Regions from separate parts of the Mus musculus genome. Here region 2 is linked to region 1. Evidence: chromatin loops called from intact Hi-C (ENCODE). Cell type or tissue: heart. All regions are shown on one strand. Each heading gives the region's core, and the rest is flanking DNA. Links, peaks and the distances in the headings are about the cores only.

The links. Hi-C counts contacts between places; a loop is a spot of excess contacts. Peaks named below come from ENCODE experiments on the same cell type or tissue, not always from the same donor. Only the 100,000 strongest peaks of a DNase experiment are listed, where the experiment ranks them.
Region 2: a loop joins it to region 1, with 2.6 times the contacts of the local background. A loop is called at or near these places in 3 of 42 quality-filtered maps.

What each region holds. Positions count from the first base shown.
Region 1 is chr9:30,733,155-30,736,584 of GRCm38, forward strand. The region is part of intron 1 of Gm31013 (a long non-coding RNA gene); the gene reads right to left. Among named protein-coding and RNA genes, the nearest start is that of Gm31013, 47 kb to the right of the region's middle. In heart, for the core only: a CTCF peak has its summit at 1,692 (motif pointing right); no DNase peak of the experiment used is centred there.
Region 2 is chr9:30,478,831-30,482,260 of GRCm38, forward strand. No RefSeq gene overlaps it. Among named protein-coding and RNA genes, the nearest start is that of Snx19, 53 kb to the left of the region's middle. In heart, for the core only: a CTCF peak has its summit at 1,844 (motif pointing right); a DNase peak (open chromatin) is centred at 1,931; H3K27ac peaks cover 246 bases.

The DNA of each region.
Region 1 (3,430 bases), core at 624-3,123:
CCAAGGCCTTTGCTAACGCTCTGTGGGGTTCTTTAGGAAGTTACTCTGTGCTTCACTGTCAGGAACAAGAATAACAGATCCAGTTTCTATATAGTTCCTTGCTGGTGATTCATATGACCCCGAACATTTTAGGTCTTCCAGATGCAAAGTAAGAACGGTTAACTCTATTTTAGGAAAATGGTCCGGATTTTGGTTGATGATAGCTCATGTTGGCATCATTTTCAATAGATGCCAGCCAATATGCTTGATGATCTGGGCCAGATTATCAATAAATAGATCTTAGAAACATTTGCCAGGCACAGTGCTTGCAAAGTTCCTAAAGAGCCTGATAAACAGGAATCCTCTCCGGCCAAATGTATTTCTTAATGTGACCTAAGTCTCTATCACGGGAAGCTGGGCAAGCCTTTGCAACTGGCCTAGCAAGCCCTTTTAGCGTATTTACTTAAGATCAACATCTAGAGAAGAACCCACAGGCACCCCTCCTATGTTCTCTCCCCATGATGGCAAGCCCTCATGCAGGTCTTCTTTCATATGTCCCCTGCAATGGCAGGAAGAGGCCGTGAAGAGACCATAGAGAGGAAGTCAAGGAGACAGGGACCATCAAGAATAGAGGGTCGGTCTTCCCCCTCTCCCTCTCACCTATCCTCACTCTGTCAGAAAACAACCTCCTTCAGAGATGCCACCCTTCTGTTCTGAGTTTGTGGCCAAGACTCCTAAATCTCTGGTCATGAGAATACCTGGAGGCATCTGGGATGAAATCAAGTTCTCCTCATATATTTAAGGAAGGGGCCTCGGGAATATATGCATGGCTTTCTCCTATGAGTAGTTTCCTAGTACTGTGTTATCATTACAGCTAAAAATACTCAACCATCAAACAACAATCAACCCCCAACATATTCTTTGGGTGTATTAATGGAACACAGAACAGCAAAGAGATCTCTTCCTCCCTATGGCTGATCACATCTGTAATAATTCTTGCTTCTCGGGTTTCACCATTCTCAGGTATTATCATTCAAGAGAAGTATTGATACATAAAGAATCTTCCCTAGCTATGATTACTGTTGCTATGATAAAACAAAATGACCAAAAGCAAGGAGGAGAGGAAAGGATTTATTTGGCTTGTATTTCCACATCATAGGCCATCACTGAAGAAAGTCAGAGCAGGAACTCAAGCAGAACAGGAACCTGAGGCAGGAGCTGATGCAGAAGCCATGGAGGATGCTACTTACTGGCTTGCTCATCATGACCTACTCAGCCTACTTTCTCATAGAACCCAGGACCTCCAGAGCTGGAATGGCACCACCCACAATGGGCTGCTCCCCCGGCTCCCTATCAATCATTAATTAAGAAAATGCCTTACAGCTGGATCTTATGGATGTCTCAATTCCTCAGTAGAGATTCTCTCCTTTCAGATGACTCTAGCTCATGTCAAGTTGACATAAAACTAGCTTGCATAGAATCTTTGAAAAAACAAGGCCTGTGGCTTCAGTAAAGAAAATTGTTACTGCCTTGGAATGGATAATTAGGCAAAAGTCATGAAAGATGCCTTCAAATTCTCAGAGACTTGTCACATGAAGCAAAACAGGAATGAGGTTAATGGGTAGATACTCCAGTCCTGTATTACTAAAAATCCTCCAGCAGAATGGTCTGAGAAGTGGACTGGGTATGTTTCATGGCTCTGGGGCCATTTAAACAGCCACTAGATGACAGCCTGGCATTAAACACTGTAAATTCCAGCACTGAGAAGTAGTTCAAGAAAATGATATCTAAGCACTATATATCGTTTAGTTTTCTAGTCTTACAGATAAAACAGCACCCAGAGCAGGAATCCGTTTCTGCAGAGTGATAGCCCTCAGAAAACACAGCTGCTTGGAATTCCCCATTCGAGTAGGGTGAATAGAAATGGGAAGACAGACTGGGTTGGAGCTCTTAACAGGGGAGAGAAGAGGCTAACGGAAGGGAAAGAGATCACAAGGCATGTACATATAAGACAATTCCCAAGAGTTGGGAGTGGGGTTGATGGCCTCTAGAGGGGCTTTATGAGGAAAGCTCCCCAATAAAATGAAAAGACAAACCTCATTGAGGAATTTATAGCTCATAAACAAAAGCCTGGGAACCTAACTGTGGGGCATAGGGCTAACCCTGGAAAGTAGGCCTGCTTTTATCAACTACCCCAAGTCCCCAGGCACTTTCTCACCTTTAATTAACAAGGAGATGAAGTAGACACCGAGAAACTCCCTGTAGTTCAGCCCCTAGGAAGAATCCCTTCTCACCTGATGTCTTCTGTATCCAGCAACAGAATGGAAACAAAACAGAAATGCAGGCACTGACCAACACAAAAATTCAAGGCGCTAATGATAGCCAAGGCGCTGATGATGACGACTGTGATAAGCCAAGAGCAGAGACACAGGAATCCCAATCCTGAGCCTGACTTTTCTTTGTGCTGCCCCTGTCAGTGGGCCAACCTAAGCATCTTAACTTACCAAAGTAAACTCTCCATTCTCCATCAAACATCAGAACGGAACCACAACTCAGCCCCTTCTTTGATGATAATAAGCCACTCCCTGCACGTGCCCCAGGTCTTACTCTACAGTTTGGGAAGAGATGGCACAATACACTCACTTCATGAATTTATGACTTAAAATTGAAAAACAAGAGGTGGGGTGTGTATAGTGAAATTCTGGAGTTGGACTGCCAGAGTTTGAAATCTACTGCCGTCTTTTGCTGAAGACTAACTGGGCAAAGTATTTGACTTTTCTAGACCCCCCCAACTTCTTCATCTACAAAAGAATAAATTTTATAGTACCTAACTCAATGTGGTGCCAGATATGCAGATGTGTGCTTTGGGAAACTAACAACATTCCCATAAAGCTTTCATACCCTACTTTGGTTAACTCTTTTGACTACATAGCTTACAAAATCAGTACTGAATGCATGGCATTTCCCTGCCACAAGGTCAAAATAAGGCTGCTACTAAGTGCTGGATGAGATGAAACTGTCCTTCTATCCTATAAGATGGAGCCAGGCTAGCTCTAGACCATGAAGGAGACCACAGAAGGAGAAGTGGTCTCACCTAATATACAATAGTGCTGACGGCCTGAAAGATCAGTAAGTGACCTTGCCTTGGAAGGTAAATCCTAAATTGATTTTAGAGTTAATATCTGTAATCCCAATACTCAGGAGACATAGGCAGGAGGACTGTCACAAGTTCAAGGCTAATTTCAAATACATATTAAGTTCCAGGCTAGCCTGGGGTATATAGTAATATCCTATCTCAATTTTAAAAGTAATGAAGTGTAAAAGTCTGCCTGATTCACACAGGACCTGTTTATTTTCTTAGGCTTGGTCTTCTAGATTTACCAGGGACTCTGAGACAAGATCATTTAGTCATTAAGTTAGCCTTTACTGATGACCTAGAGGCAGACACCAC
Region 2 (3,430 bases), core at 325-2,824, 250 kb before region 1:
AGCATTTTATATTGATGTATACTAGATCATGCTACATTTGGCAAAATTTTAAATTGAAAATTAAAAATTGTGGTTTTGGGGGGCAACGCATTACATTATGGTACATATGAATTAGGAACTGGACAAATTATAGTTATATATGTGTGTGTGTGTGTGTATATATGTAAGTATATATATATATATATATACATATACATATATATCTGTATATGTGTATGTATGTGTATATAGTATATATATATATAATTGTCATTACTACCTTTGTAATGAGAACAGTTAAAATTTATACTCCGTGTAATTTTCAAATGTATCATATGCTTTTATTTCTGAGGTCACCGTGCGATGTGGTTGATCCTGTAAAGTTATGTGAAATTCAGTGTCGTGAGGCCGACATCTCCTGAATCCTCCAACCCCTTAGCCTCTAGAAAACATCATCTACTCTGCCTCTGTGGTCTGATTTTTTAAAAACAATACTTCCTTTTAAAAGCTAAAATGGTAACGGTCTTTTAAAACAGACCAACTCCTGAAAGGGAGGAAAATGGAAAGACCTGCTTGGAGAATCGTTGTCTTCCAAATCAACAGTAATCCCTCCCTATTGGATGATCTGAAGTAGCAATCTCTCTGGCCATATTTTGACTTTCCAGTGTGTTTGCAATAGAATAAATTTCACTATAAACAAGATTAAATTAAATAAGAAAATAATGGCAACAGGATAAAACATTGCCCTCTCTGCTTTCCCAGATGTTTTGAGAAGAATTCTGGAAAGGAAACCACTGTATTTATTTGCACCGTTGTCCCTGCAGTCGTCCAGGGCTGAACAAATACTGCCGGGATTCTGTTCCCCCATTCTTCCTTACCTCTCTGTTAGGCCGGACCCTGCAGGACTGTGTGCATTTGGAATAAAAAGTAAAGCCAAGCATATGGTCAAAACGAAGCTGTGCTTATATCCATAGGTCTCCATTTGGTCTCCCTGGGGACCTATGAGATACTAATGGGGGCCTTGTAGGTAGCAGGACCCTAGGGAGGGAAGCCCAAGGATGACTGACTCGGCTGCACTGTCTACAGCCATCTTAAAGTGTTTCCGTTGTTTTCAATTCCCCCAGAGGGGTCTAGAGAAGTCCTACAAAGGCAAAAGCCTTCTCTTCCAGCAGGCCTTCAAGGGTAACTGCCTAGTACTTTCCTGGGAAGATTGTGTTTGACAGCAATGAAAACCAACAGTTTAACAGCAGTAATTTCTTGGCAGGACAGATTGGTATGAGACTTGTCCCCAAACAAAATAAGCCTTTCAGGGAAGTATATTTCAAGCCTAGCTCACGTTCCCAAGACACTGAGATTCTTATATGGCTGACACAGGAGCCGAGGCTGAGCCCCAGCCAGGGACAGCTAATTATTGCCAATAACACAGAGGGCCCATCAGTTCAAACAGGGAACTGAACACTCCATGGAACGCCTCCTGGGGAAAGGCCGGCTCCTCTGCACTGGTCTTGTTGATGGCTCCAGGATGGGACAGAACAATATCCCCTTCTCTTTTCCTCTACCTTGCCTCTATCTCAGCTCCTTCCCACCATCTTCCATAAATCCTTTCTCTCCATCAACATCATTTCCACTGCTATATTTGTCACCAGAGAATATAAGATCTCATGTGGGTCTGGAAACTCGCCATAGCTATACCTCTGACCCTCTGCACCTAAGTTGTTGCAAAGCCTTAATTTCTAGGCTTTCCTCTACACTAGCCAACAAAATCAGACACCTCGTGGGAGGTTCTCCAGCCACCTCTCTCTGCGCCTCATCATCCACAAGTCCACAAGAGGGCACACAAGAGCACTCAAGAGCACCACCGCTGTGGCACTAAGACCAGAAGGTGGCGCTGTTGCCTTAGTCATGGAGTAAGACCCAGCAGTAACAGCTAGCCTGAAGTCAGAGCTTTTGTGTGTGGGGAGCCATGGGAAAGTGAAGCTAGGAGGTGCTGTAACTTCCCAGACTAAGGTCACCAACTACCCCGGGAAGCAACAACAAGTCCCAATCTCTTTGTATGAAAAGAAGAGATCCAAACAGAGTCTTTTTGAGGAGGCCCAGCTCTCTTGGGCTCATATTCTGCCTGTGAGAGGAGACTGAAATTGGGATCCCTTCCATCCCTTTTCTACACAGCGTCCTCTGCTTTCTCTGCATCCAGCATAAATCTGTAGTGTCAGGTAGCCGGAAGTCCGGAATAGAGAAGACTAAAGTCCTGTTTGGTGAACTTATCCTGGATACAATGGTGAGGATACTGGAAGCCTGGGATGAGGAGTCACAGTGTCAGGTCACCCCTGGCACTTAGGAGAAAGACCTCAACGGTGCATCGGAGAGCTGCAGAGGGCAGAGTCAGACAGTACAGGCTTCCTTGGGAAGGATTTAGGAAGGGCTTCTTAGACATGGGTATGAGGAGATGGACAGCACCGGAGGTGGTTTCTAGCGTGAAAGATCACAGCTAAGGAATGAGTTGGAGACCAAGAACCAGCAGGTCAGGGCAGCAAGTGGTGTGCGGACTTCCCTGACAGACTTCCTCCTCAATAAGCTTCGTACAATTACAAATAGCAACAATGTCCCTAGTACATGCATGCATCCATTTGCAAGTATGCAAATGATCTTCTTGTGCAGACATGTAAGTAACTCACAAGATTATAGGAGACCTGAATAGGACACTGTAGCTGTGTCTCCCTTGAGCTGTGGTTAACCTTGACCTGATGTCAACTCTAGGATCTCTTCTCTCCTCCTCCTCTGACTTCCCTCCCCTCCCCTTCCTTTTCTTTTTCCACTCTTCTCTTCCTTCCCCTGCCAAGAAATACAACAAAGATTACATGATATCAATTTGTTACTATCCAGAATTAAAGCTCTGTCATCTGCTGACTCAGTCAGATCAATACGCACATCTCTTATTACAAGATGAATAGTCACCATCAGTGAAGAAGGCACATGCTATCATTCACTCATCTTAGGCTTCAATTTTATGGAGGAGACGCTGAGATCTGCTGAGTCTAGATGGCTTCCTAAAGTCAGTGGTGAGAGTCGGTGGGATGGTTTGTATAATAGTGGAGTGGCACTATTATAAGGTGTGGCCCTGTAAGAGTAGGTGCGTCACTATGGGTGTAGGCTTAAGACCCTCACCCTAGCCACCTGGACATCAGCCTCCCACTAGCAGCCTTCAGATGAAGATGTAGAACTCTAGATGCTGCCATGTTCCCTCATTGATAATAATGGACTGAACCTCTGAAACTGTTTAAATGTTTTTCTTCTAAGAGTTGACTTGGTCATGGTGTCTGTTCACAGTGGTAAAACCCTAACTAAGACAGACGGTGTTGGTTCCCATCCAAGCTGTCACACCCAATGTCATGCTGCCCTGCTACACACGATGTGCCCCAGACTGGTTCACTCAGGAGCTTGCCACCTTGAT